Regions from separate parts of the Homo sapiens genome. Here all the other regions are linked to region 1. A link is a contact called in ENCODE Hi-C or POLR2A ChIA-PET data. All regions are on one chromosome and are shown on one strand. Each heading gives the region's core, a stretch centred on a gene start or an enhancer-like site at or near the end of the contact. The rest is flanking DNA. Distances are from core to core; before and after follow the strand shown. Region 1 has its middle 20 kb from the start of SLC35G3. Region 2 holds the start of LIG3 (DNA ligase 3). Region 3 overlaps RFFL (ring finger and FYVE like domain containing E3 ubiquitin protein ligase). Region 4 overlaps RFFL (ring finger and FYVE like domain containing E3 ubiquitin protein ligase).

The links. Hi-C counts contacts between places; a loop is a spot of excess contacts on that map. ChIA-PET counts read pairs that join two places held with the same protein, here RNA polymerase II (POLR2A). Pooled maps may share reads with other maps.
Region 2: a pooled map shows a loop between it and region 1 (5-fold over the local background). The contact joins the promoter of LIG3 here to the enhancer-like site in region 1. A Hi-C loop is called at or near these places in 5 of 50 pooled maps. POLR2A ChIA-PET finds 5 or more read pairs at or near these places in 2 of 52 experiments (CD8-positive, alpha-beta memory T cell and Panc1).
Region 3: POLR2A ChIA-PET joins it to region 1 with 10 read pairs in CD4-positive, alpha-beta memory T cell. The contact joins two enhancer-like sites. POLR2A ChIA-PET finds 5 or more read pairs at or near these places in 3 of 52 experiments (CD4-positive, alpha-beta memory T cell, activated CD4-positive, alpha-beta memory T cell and activated naive CD4-positive, alpha-beta T cell).
Region 4: a loop to region 1 is called in a pooled map, with 2.7 times the contacts of the local background. The contact joins two enhancer-like sites. A Hi-C loop is called at or near these places in 5 of 50 pooled maps. POLR2A ChIA-PET finds 5 or more read pairs at or near these places in 6 of 52 experiments (CD4-positive, alpha-beta memory T cell, OCI-LY7, T-cell and 3 more).

What each region holds. Positions count from the first base shown.
Region 1 is chr17:35,213,465-35,216,091 of GRCh38, reverse strand. No RefSeq gene overlaps it. Among named protein-coding and RNA genes, the nearest start is that of SLC35G3, 20 kb to the right of the region's middle. Within about 2 kb of position 1,316, at least 3 of the 41 ENCODE cell types and tissues checked have a DNase peak (open chromatin) inside an H3K27ac peak, as active enhancers do.
Region 2 is chr17:34,979,213-34,981,839 of GRCh38, reverse strand. It overlaps LIG3 (DNA ligase 3), which reads right to left and starts at 1,328. Exons shown (of 20, transcript NM_013975.4): 1 at 1,218-1,328. RefSeq lists a silencer at 874-1,303.
Region 3 is chr17:35,021,612-35,024,238 of GRCh38, reverse strand. It overlaps RFFL (ring finger and FYVE like domain containing E3 ubiquitin protein ligase), which reads left to right. Exons shown (of 7, transcript NM_001017368.2): 3 at 2,458-2,627. The region is part of intron 5 of RAD51L3-RFFL (RAD51L3-RFFL readthrough); the gene reads left to right. Among named protein-coding and RNA genes, the nearest start is that of RFFL, 41 kb to the left of the region's middle. Within about 2 kb of position 1,283, at least 32 of the 41 ENCODE cell types and tissues checked have a DNase peak (open chromatin) inside an H3K27ac peak, as active enhancers do.
Region 4 is chr17:35,045,480-35,048,106 of GRCh38, reverse strand. The region is part of intron 1 of RFFL (ring finger and FYVE like domain containing E3 ubiquitin protein ligase); the gene reads left to right. All of the region lies in intron 5 of RAD51L3-RFFL (RAD51L3-RFFL readthrough), which reads left to right. Among named protein-coding and RNA genes, the nearest start is that of RFFL, 17 kb to the left of the region's middle. RefSeq lists enhancers at 1,054-1,183, 1,324-1,423, 1,484-1,533. Within about 2 kb of position 1,291, at least 11 of the 41 ENCODE cell types and tissues checked have a DNase peak (open chromatin) inside an H3K27ac peak, as active enhancers do.

The DNA.
Region 1 (2,627 bases), core at 67-2,566:
ACATGGAGACTTAAATAATATAAGTCTAGAGTTCAAGAAACAGGCCTACGATGGAGATACAAATCCAGGCACGATCAGCTTGGAGCAACAGGATGGAAGAGATCACCCAGAGATACTGTAGAAGACTCTGAAAACATCCCATTCAGAACAAAGGCTGAGGAATGCCCCCATCAAGGAAGAGGTAAATTAAATGTACATTGCAAAGTAGCCTGCAAAGAAGACTGAGTGAATGGCTAGAATGGTAAGAGTAAAAGAAAATCAAGCACCTGTGAGACATAAAAGTGGTATCAAAGAAGTCCAGAGACGCCGGACACAGTGGTACATACCTGTATTCCCGGCTACCTCGGAGGCTGAGGCAGGAGGATGGCTTAAGCCTAGGCGTTTGGAACTGTACTATTTTTATAACTTTTCTACAAGTCTAAATTGCTTCAAAATGAAAAGGTTTTAAAAACTCAGAGCTCCTTACAATTTTCAAGTTTGTTTTATTTTCTCCCATTGGTTAACATACACTGTCAATCTTGACATTTTGGGAAATCTGGAAAAAAATCTTTAGAAATAGGGGCAGGGAAGGACATAGATTTATTTATTGTCCAAAGACTGTTAGCATTGTGACATGTTTCATCTGGACTTTTTTTCCCCTAGAATTTTTTTTGGCAGAGTGGTAATTAAATAATAGTGGACTTTTTTTATACTTATTTTTACTGAATCTTTTTTTACATTTATTTTTACATTTATTATAGTAGTAATAGGAGACTTTTAAGATGTCACACCAAAGACATCTCTGTTCCCTTTTTTGCAATACCCCAAATGAAAAATAAGAAATGAGACACCTAAACCTCAGCCCTCATTATGTGGGAAGAAGAGCTAAGGCTGCCTCATGCAGTGGAGGTCGAGGACACCAGGAGGGAAAACCTGCCACTACAGATGTTGGGCACAGTCAGCAGAACACGGGGTTGTCTGTATTGGGTGGTTTGTAGACCCTGGGCAGAAAATTCAATGACTACTTGTTTGGAACAACCAGACTGAAGGGCAGAGGGGGCTTGGAGTTTCCTTACCCTTGTGTTAATCGCAGGATTGGCAAAGGACACATCATCTTTGAAATCAGAAAAACATCTGTGAGTGACAAGCAGCCCTGACTAATATCTAGTCTGTGAAAAGAGGAAATCCGTACCAATCATCAAAACAGTTATAAAACCCTGTACCCTATGCAACTTTTCTGTGAATCAGGGAGGCTTTGGCACCCCCAAGCCCTGCCCTGACCCTGTTCCCATGCTATATCCTGCAAGCAGCTCCATCAAGGAAACAAGGATCCACCCTGGGAAAAGAGCCCTCTGGATACATGTGACAGGGAGTCCAGGATGACAGCTGAGGGTGGGCCCAGAGAGCCCCCAGTCAGGATCCAAGGGCAGAAGGCTCGGGGGACCTTCTCCTGAGGATACAAAGTTGATGGTAGACTTCATGTACTTGATTAACCAAAAAAAAAAAGTTATGAAACAAAGAAAAAGTAAGATGATATGAATCCTGAGGAAAGCAGAAAGTTGTATGAGAAATGAAATGCACCCATAGTACATCACCTAGCACAACTGTGACTAGAGAGGCTCATAACAAGGTGAACATCGAATATTGTTCTAACCGAAAACAGTGATAAAATCATCTTGGCAGGATGTGGGGAGAGCAAAATAGGGAGGGAGTATAATTGAGCTAAATCTTCCGGAAATAGATAATATCTAGTTAAACCTCAAAATGGCACCATTTAGAGCTAAGTACCAAAAGAAACATCAAAGTGATGGCCCCTAGGAACAAGATGGGGGCAGGAGCAGGAGACTGCTGGTGTTATACTAAGCCCTGTCAAACTATTTCACTTCCAATATTATGTGCATGTACCACTTGATTTTTAAAACTTATAAAAATCTGAGAACTATCTGGAAAGTAGTGGACAATGTATCTCTTCTTACACAGCTTTTTTCCCCCATATAATTGGAGGAAAAACCCCCCGCAGATTATCTGATAGAATCAGCATTTCATAGACCCATATTCATGCCACTCCTGTGGATCTGAAACACAAGATCTATAGTCCACATAATAATAATCCTATCCTGACCTTTTCTTTGCATCTTCTAAGTTTTGAACTCTGGGGTCTGGCACTTGCTCTCTCCAAAATAACTAGTGAAACTTCAGTGCTTAGCTCTGAAAATTACATATCTGGTGGGGAAAACAACCAACTCAGCAAGATAAGTAGATAATGTCTCTCCGACCCTTTATAGCTGCAGAAAAGTAGGTATGATTTCGCTTCTTGAAATTGTCTTTCCAAATGTTATGTCTAGCAAAGGAAAACTGTATAAAACATCTAGACTTCAGAGAATATTATTGTGTCCTATGAAAGTAATCACTAACTGCTACCAAGTCTGTCATCCTGAAGGCTTGTTTAACTCTAAGTTGTGCTGTTCTGATGACATTGAAATGAATGCTTTTTCCTGGAAGGGATATACGCGTAAGAATTTATTTTGTCGAGCCAGAAGAGAGAGGAAGAGCTCTTTCCTGTTTTCCCACATGCACAGAGATTATAAAACCTATGCTTCTGTTCAATTGTTAAGAGTTTAGGAGTTTGTGATCCATTGAAATGAAGA
Region 2 (2,627 bases), core at 79-2,578, 230 kb after region 1:
TTATATTCATGTTTTCTAAAGCATTTTATAGTCCTAGTTTTAAGTATACTGGAATTATGTTCAGTCTGCACACGCTGTGAAGCAAAATTGCTGTCACGTTATAATAAAAAGCAGGCTTTGCTTACTGTAGTGCAACATGATGTGAAGGAAAGCTGGTGGACCTGGAATAAGGGATGGGAGTGCAAGTCTGACTGTACAGTTTACTGACTGTTACCTCGGAGAAAACTCTTAATTTATCTGCATCTGTTTTCTTATTTCTAAAGCAGGGTAAATAATACCTACCTCACAGGGTAGTTGGGAAAATTACAAGGAATCCATGAATGCGCTGGTTGTGGGGGAGGGAGGCTGTTCTGAGCTCTCTAAAAATGTATACAAAATGTACATTCGATAAAAATGCACGGTTTTTTGGAGGAGGTCTATCACTTTCGTGATATTCACAAAGGGCTATATAACTCCCAAAGTTTAAGAACCACAGAGGTGAGGTAAGTGGAAGTACGGCAGACCCATAAAAGGAGGTCAGAACAAGTGAGTTTCAACACTTTTCCTAGAAGATCAATTTACAGAGCAACCTCTAGGGCCCCAATAATGAAAGGAGTGGACTTGAGGGAGGCTCGGGAGGCGCTGGGCCACGAGGAGGCACAATGCAGCTTTGAGGAAACCCGTCTGTCCCTCGTTCCGCACCCTCACAACTGCCGCAGCCCAGGGGCCCGAGAAGGAAATCGCTGAGGCCTGGCCGCCGCCGCTTTTCTCGAAGGGCTTCCCGCGCCGCTGTCGGAGAGTGGCGGGGACAGTGGGGTCGGCGGCGTAGGCCGCGACCCCCGGCGAGGCAGAAAGGAGCGCTCCTCCACCGGGTCCGGGACGCAGGCGGGAAGTGATCAAGGCTCCCTGAGTCCCACCCGAGCGCTCCCGGTTCAGCGCAGGAGGACGCACGCCGGGCCAGGGTACGAGAAGGCCCCGTGGGTTCCACAGGGAACACAGCCCGGGCGCCGGCCTCCCCGCCTCACGCGGCCCCGTGGGGGTCCCGGGGAGCCGCGAGCCTCCCCCTGGGCTCCCGGGAGGGCCGCCACGTCACGGAGGGTGTGCCCCGGGGCTCCGCAGGCGGGCGGGGGAGGAGCCGGGGGGCTGGCTCCCCGGCCGCGCCGAGCTCCTCGCCCCGGGCCCGCTGCCTTCCCCACGCCGGGCCCCGCCGCGCCGTGCCGCGCCGCGTAGCCCCTCACCTGCCTCTCCGGCTCCGGCGCTCACCGTAGGCCTCGGAACTTGCTCATTACAGGCCGCGGGCAGCCCACGACGGTTGGAGCGCCTGTCTCTTTAAATCCGGGTCCTAGAGCGGGAGGCAGCGCGCAGGCGCAAGAGCCAAGGCCGCGGCCACGCGACCGGTCCCCGCCCCCGTCTGCCACGTGGGTCGTAGTTGCATTCTGCCTGCCCTGTGATGTTTGGGAGTAGTTTTCAACCTGCAATCGCGGCCCGGGAAGCGGAGGTGGGGGGACGTGGCGGCTCCTCGGAACGCAGCCTGGCCTGAACTTCCGAGGCTCCCCTTGATTTTCTCATACTGTTAGAGAGGATCTGTTTTTAAAGATATTGGTGGAGAAACTATATTGTAATGAGGTCGGGGAAGGCAAAGATCGCGTCAATCTATTTTTTAAATATAATCCCTCTGTTTGTGTCCCGCAGACTCCCTAGTAAATAGTTTGTATTCAGTAGCTTTCATGGAATTGAGACGAGGCACTAAACAGCAGATAGATATAAAATGTAAAGGAGTGATGGAGGAGAAACTCCTTGATTGTATATCATTCAAAGTGTATTATCTCAAATCTGAAGCCAGCTCTTTGAGAGTTGGGATGGCGATTTTTACAAATGTAGCAGCCTGAGGGTAAGTGACCTCTTCAGAGTCTAGGAAGAGCAAACAACTGGGCCTTGTTAGGTAAGCAAAGAACAGGTTCCCGAGAGAATTCTGTGCTGTGTGATGAAGAGTGTCGTCTTTACTCTGTAGAGGACGGAGAGCCATGAAGAGTCTTAGGGAATACTGCTGAAGCTGGGTGGGGAGAGACTGAGGCAAGGGAACAAATCAGAAGGCTCTCATAGTGACCCATGTGGGAGATGATTCAGCTAGTTAGGGTGGAGAGTAAAGTGCGTTTTTGAAGATCATTTAGAATTTAAATGATCTTCTAGATAAAGTGCTCGTTTATGGATAAAATAATAATAATTTGAGTGAGCAGAAACATAATGGTACCATCAACTGAAATAGAAAATAGAGAGGAAGAGGAGGTGTTAGGGTTAGAAAGATGAGTTTTGTATTGGATACATTAAGTTTGTTTGACTAAGTTTAACTGCGATTCTACTGTTTGGAGGGGAGTAAAGCCTGCTTTTAATGCGCAGCAGAATGAACCAGGGCTTTGGTTCAACCAGGCAATTGGAAGGTCGCTGGAGACTCACGTCCTAGCTATGATAATTGAGTGATCTTGAGCACGTCTCTACAACTACATTTGCTACATTTTTTTAAGTTTCCTCAACCGTATCTGTCTTTTTCCAATGCTGTAATCACTAGCCACACGTGACTATTGAGCACTTGAATGTTGCATGGAATTGAGATGTGCTATAAGTGAAGAAAATACACACCAAAAAATTCA
Region 3 (2,627 bases), core at 34-2,533, 190 kb after region 1:
GGTGGGAGGGAGTAGGAGCAAGGGAAGGGCAGTTGGCAAACGGGAGCCAGCAGAACCCTGCACACGGCATCCTTGAAGGGTGGTGTCGGCCTGAGGCGCCACGGCCAGTTCTGTGATGCTGGATATCTCAGTACACCCTGGGCATTTCTGCAGGCATGTTGGTTGCCTCCACTAATTCATCTTTCATGCTACCTGGTTACTGAGTTGTTTTGAACCATTCGGCAGAATTTATACATAAGTGTGTCCTTTGCTCATTCTGCCTGCATTTGTTGACAGCCCTTTTTTCCTTTCTTCTTGTTTTCTTCTGCCACTGCAAACTGGGGTTTTAGCCTCAAGCCCTATCCTGTTCCTGTAGGGTGTGTTTCAGATGCCAGCTTATTTCAGAGTTCCCTGTGAGCCAGCGGGTGCATAGAAGCTAGGTTGTTGTCTGCATTCTGATCTTGCATCCAGCAAGCCACACACATTTGAAGAAAGAATAGAGAGTTGTTTGGATCTGGCTGATTGAGCAACGCAGGCTTTATAATTGTGTCAAGCTAGGTCTTGTCAGACTGCATCGACTTAAGTAATATTCCATGTCAGGCCCACAGGTTTATGGCATTGAAGCCTCTTTGTTTCAGTCTCAGTCATCCTAAACAGACTTCATTTCCCAATAGAAAAGCTTTAGATGTGAATGAACCCCAAATACCTGAAAACATCCATTTTCTGCCTGCATGGCTACTGGTCCCAGAACCGTTACAATGCTAGTGCAGCCATGCATCCTTTTAAGTCCATCTCTGAACAGTATTGTTTGGTTATAACTGTATGGAGAATTAGGGAGCTTGATATATGTCCCTTTGCAATGCCTTCTAAGTCTTAATAGCCAAAACTGGGTGGTAAATATTATTTCCTTTTCCCTTTACTATGTGAATGATACTTAGACAAAACTTATATAACTATCTTAACTATGCAGACATTTACTTCAGCCCAGAGTGTCTGTGATCTTGACTATGAGAATCTTGTCTCTTGAGCTTTCTTTTTTAGCTTGAATATCTTTCTATATTTCGAAAAGATGGACCAGAAATATTTAAGTTACTACTTAAGTCAACACAGGATGAAAAGTTTTTAACTTCTTTAAAGGATTAATGAGGGTGCCCTCCAGGCCAATCCCAGTGTGCTCAGGAATTACCTCTCTTGTTGGGGATGTGACATGCTCTTGGCCAGAACAGAGCTCAGCCGGATGTCACTGTGCTCACTCAGCCTGTGGGGTGAGAGGCCGAGGATTGCTTCCTGTGGGCTGAGTAAGCCTTCCTGTGTTGTCAGCGACTGCCAGACTAGCTGCTGCCAGGCAGTACCAGCTTGCCCATCAGGCGCTCTTGTTGCCTAACTGAGACACTCTGTGCTTTCAGGAACGAGAGTACCCTGATGTCCAGACAGCCTCCCGTTGCTGTCTAAATATTTGTCTTGGATATGCTTGTAAGCACCACTGGGTTCCCAGCACTCTGAGTGGGCCTTCCTGGAGTGGGGAGCCTGTGTCGATGGAGCAGTGGGTGGGGAATTTGGAGATGGAAGCCAGGCCCTTGACTCAGAACTGCTCTGTACTTGAATGGAACTGAGCTATGCAGTATGGCCTGGTGGAAAGAATGTGATCATGGGCATTAGCCTCCAACAGACCTTGAGTGTGAATACCCGCTCTCCTGTTTATTGCCTGACCTTGAATACAACAGTTGATCTCCCTAAGCCTCGGTTGCTTTGTCTGTGAATCAGGGAAGAACACTAATACCTACTTTGCAATGTCGCTTTGAGAATTAAATGACAAGCTAGCATATAGAAGCACCTCAATAAATTAATATTAATTGTAACAACCACCACCACCATAACCTTCATGCAGAAATAATTACAGTTTAGGATTTGAATCCTGGCTGTCACCGTTAGGTAATATTTCCTAGCTATAATAAAACAGCTTACACTTGTTGAGGACTCATTTTGTGTTAGATATGCTAAATGGGTTCTCTCTTAATCTTCACAACAACCCCATGAGGTAGATACTGTTATCACCCCCATTTTACAGATGTGGAAACTGAGCACCAGAGAGGCTAAATTACACACCCAAGGTGATACTGCAAGAAATAAGGGAGGGAGGCTTAATAAAAATGCAGAGCTTTTTGATTCTTATGCTGGTAGTCTTAATTAATACCTCAGGTGCTTCAGGAGTAAATAAAGTAAGCCTCAAATTAAATAATAAATGTGAAGTGTCCTGTACATGGATATACACAATACATAGTGGAGGTCTTCCACCCGAGTGGCTTTTAATCTAAAATCTGAAAGTGGCTTGCACCCTTAGATATATGAGAGAGCTTAGTAAAAGTAAGAGTGACTGGAGGAGATCCTGCTGGGCTTGGCAGCTCTGAAGCTCCCATCGCACTCTCTGTCTTGTTCTCTCAATCTGACATGGTTTCCTGTGTCTTTTGCTCTAAGCAGCAGACCTGCTTGGACTGTAAGAAAAATTTTTGCATGACCTGTTCGAGCCAAGTAGGGAATGGGCCCCGCCTCTGCCTTCTCTGCCAACGGTTTCGAGCTACAGCCTTTCAGCGAGAGGAGCTCATGAAGATGAAGGTGAAGGACTTGAGGGACTATCTCAGCCTCCATGA
Region 4 (2,627 bases), core at 42-2,541, 170 kb after region 1:
AAGCAGATAGATAGAGGAATAGAACTGATAAACGTCTTTTTAAAGAACCTTAATGGGCTGAGTGCAGTGGTTCACGCCTATAATCCCAGCACTGTGGAAGGCCAAGGTGAATGGATTGCTTGAGGTCAGGAGTTCGAGACCAGCCTGGCCAACGTGGTGAAACCCCGTCTCTACTAAAAATACAAAAATTAGCCGGGCATGGTGGTGGGCACCTGTAATCCCAGCTACTTGGGAGGCTGAGGTATGAGAATCGCTTGAGCCTGGGAGGCAGAGGCTGCAGTGAGCCAAGATCACGCCACTGCATTCCAGCCTGGGTGACAGAGGGAGACTCTGTATTTAAAAAAAAAAAAAAAAAGCTGGGCATGGTGGCTTGCGCTTGTAGTCCCAGCTAATCAGAAGGCTGAGGTTGGAGGATCACTTGAGCCCAGGAGGCAGAAGTTGCAGTGAGTGAGACCATGCCACTGCACTCCAGTCTGGGCAACAGAGGGAGACCCTGTCTGAAAACTAAGTAAAATAAAAAAGTTAAGAACCTTAATGGGCCTTTCTGTGTTAAAACAACAACAACAACAACAAAAACAACCTTAACAAAGTACTTTCTTTAAATTATTTACAGCCAATTTCTGTTGAACATCCATTATTTGCTGGGCTCTGGGTTAAATGCTTTGACATGCGTTATTTTAATCCTTTCAATTATCTTTTCAATGTAGCAGGTTTTAATTAAAGGAGTTAAATAACACCAGAATTCATTCTATACCATGGTACATTTGGCTGCAGTAATTTTCGTGCAGTCCACTTTGGAAAGGTAAATTGCATAATTTTGAGCCTAGATAGAATTCCTGTCTGGAAATGCCTTCTTTTCCCGGTGCATTGGAGTGCCAGAAACCCCTTCACCTAGTCCCTGCCTTCATTTAAAAAAAAATCCTGGTTACCCATTAGTCAGTCATTGTGATAATATCTTGTGAAAGCAGCTTCTTCAGTAGAAGGTCCAGAAGAGCTTATCTGGTAAATCCTCTTTCCTGCACCAGAGTAGTAGGGGGATCAGAGTCTCTTTATTCTTGATGAGCTTTGTCATCAGTTTCGATGGAAGAAGGATCCTGCTGTAATTAAACTGCAGGTCCATTTATTCTGTTTTCAGCGTTGTTAGAAGACTTTACTCTGAATTGCTTTGTTTCCTGATTGACTCACCCTTTGGGGCAGAATGCCTGGGTTGAAATGAAAGCGTAGGTTTCTCTGCTGCGGTGTTCAATCTGTCATCTCTCCTAAACTCCACACTAAGAAGCAGCCATTTAATTGGTCAGACCCCAGGGGTGATATTTTGGCACAGCTCCATTGGTTAGAATTACTTTTCCCTGAACTTCATAGCAGATGCTGAGGTCCCTCTGCAGATATTTGTCATAGAATAGTTGAAACCAGGGAGTTTCTGAGAACATTTATAACTTGTGATTATTATGTATGTCTTTCAGTTGTTAACAGTTACCGCTTAAGAAAAAGAGCTCACTTATTGCTAGTGGGAAGTGAAATCTCTCTCCTTTCCCCCTTATTCATATTATTATTTTAACAGTTTATGCTCCAAGACCCTCTGCTCTCTGGTTCCTGTATCATTTTGTTATGTTTCTCCTTCCACCTTGCTTGGGCTGTGCAAGTCGGGAAGAACAGGCAAAGGTACACCCAGACCTGGGTGTGTCTGGTAGAGGTCGGTTTCTTTGATTTCTAGCATGTCTTTATTTTACATCTGCATTTGTTGTTTTCATGTTTATTTGTATTTGCAGTTCCCATTGCAGCACCATTCCAATCCAAAACAACAGTGAAGGCATTGAAGCCTTCTGTGTCTTTTTAGGAAGAGATGGAAGTGACCGTCTTGTTCCTCTTCCAGGCTCTCCTTTTCTGGTTTTGTCCTTCTGTAATAACAATTTAAACCATTTTTCTTTTCTTTTGTTTTTCAAGTAATCTTAGCAGACAAAGAAATTCTCTTCAGTCTTTCGTTCAAGGTATTGCTGTGGTTATGTGTGTTTAAAATCCTTAATTTACTGATCATCCCGGAATCATAATTGTGCAGTTTCTGTCCTTTTTTTTTTTTTTTTTGAGACAGAGTCTCACTCTGTCAGCCAGGGTGGAGTGCAGTGTGCAATCTTGGCTCACCGCAACCTCCGCCTCCCAGGTTCAAGCGATACTCCTGCCTCAGCCTCCCGAGTAGCTGGGACTATGGGCATATACACCACCACGCCCAGCTAATTTTTTTATTTGTAGTACAGATGGGGTTTTGCCATGTTGGCCAGGCTGGTCTCAAACTCCTGACCTCAGGTGATCCGCCGGCTTCAGCCTCCCAAAGTGCTGCGATTACAGGCGTGAGCCACTGTGCCTCGCCAATTGTGCAATTTTAAGCATGAATTTCTGTCCTTTTTTTTTAAAAAGCGCTCTATTGCTGTTATCATTAGTTAATAATTCAACAAATATGTGTTGATTACCTGGCATTAAGGCTGAGAATAAAGCTGTGAAATAGACCTACTCTTGTTTCCTGTTTCACTTTCCACACCCTAAATATGGAAGAAAAATACTTTAAAAAGAATTATATAGGCCGGGCATGGTGGCTCATGCCTGTAATCCTAGAACTTTGGGAGGCTGAGGCG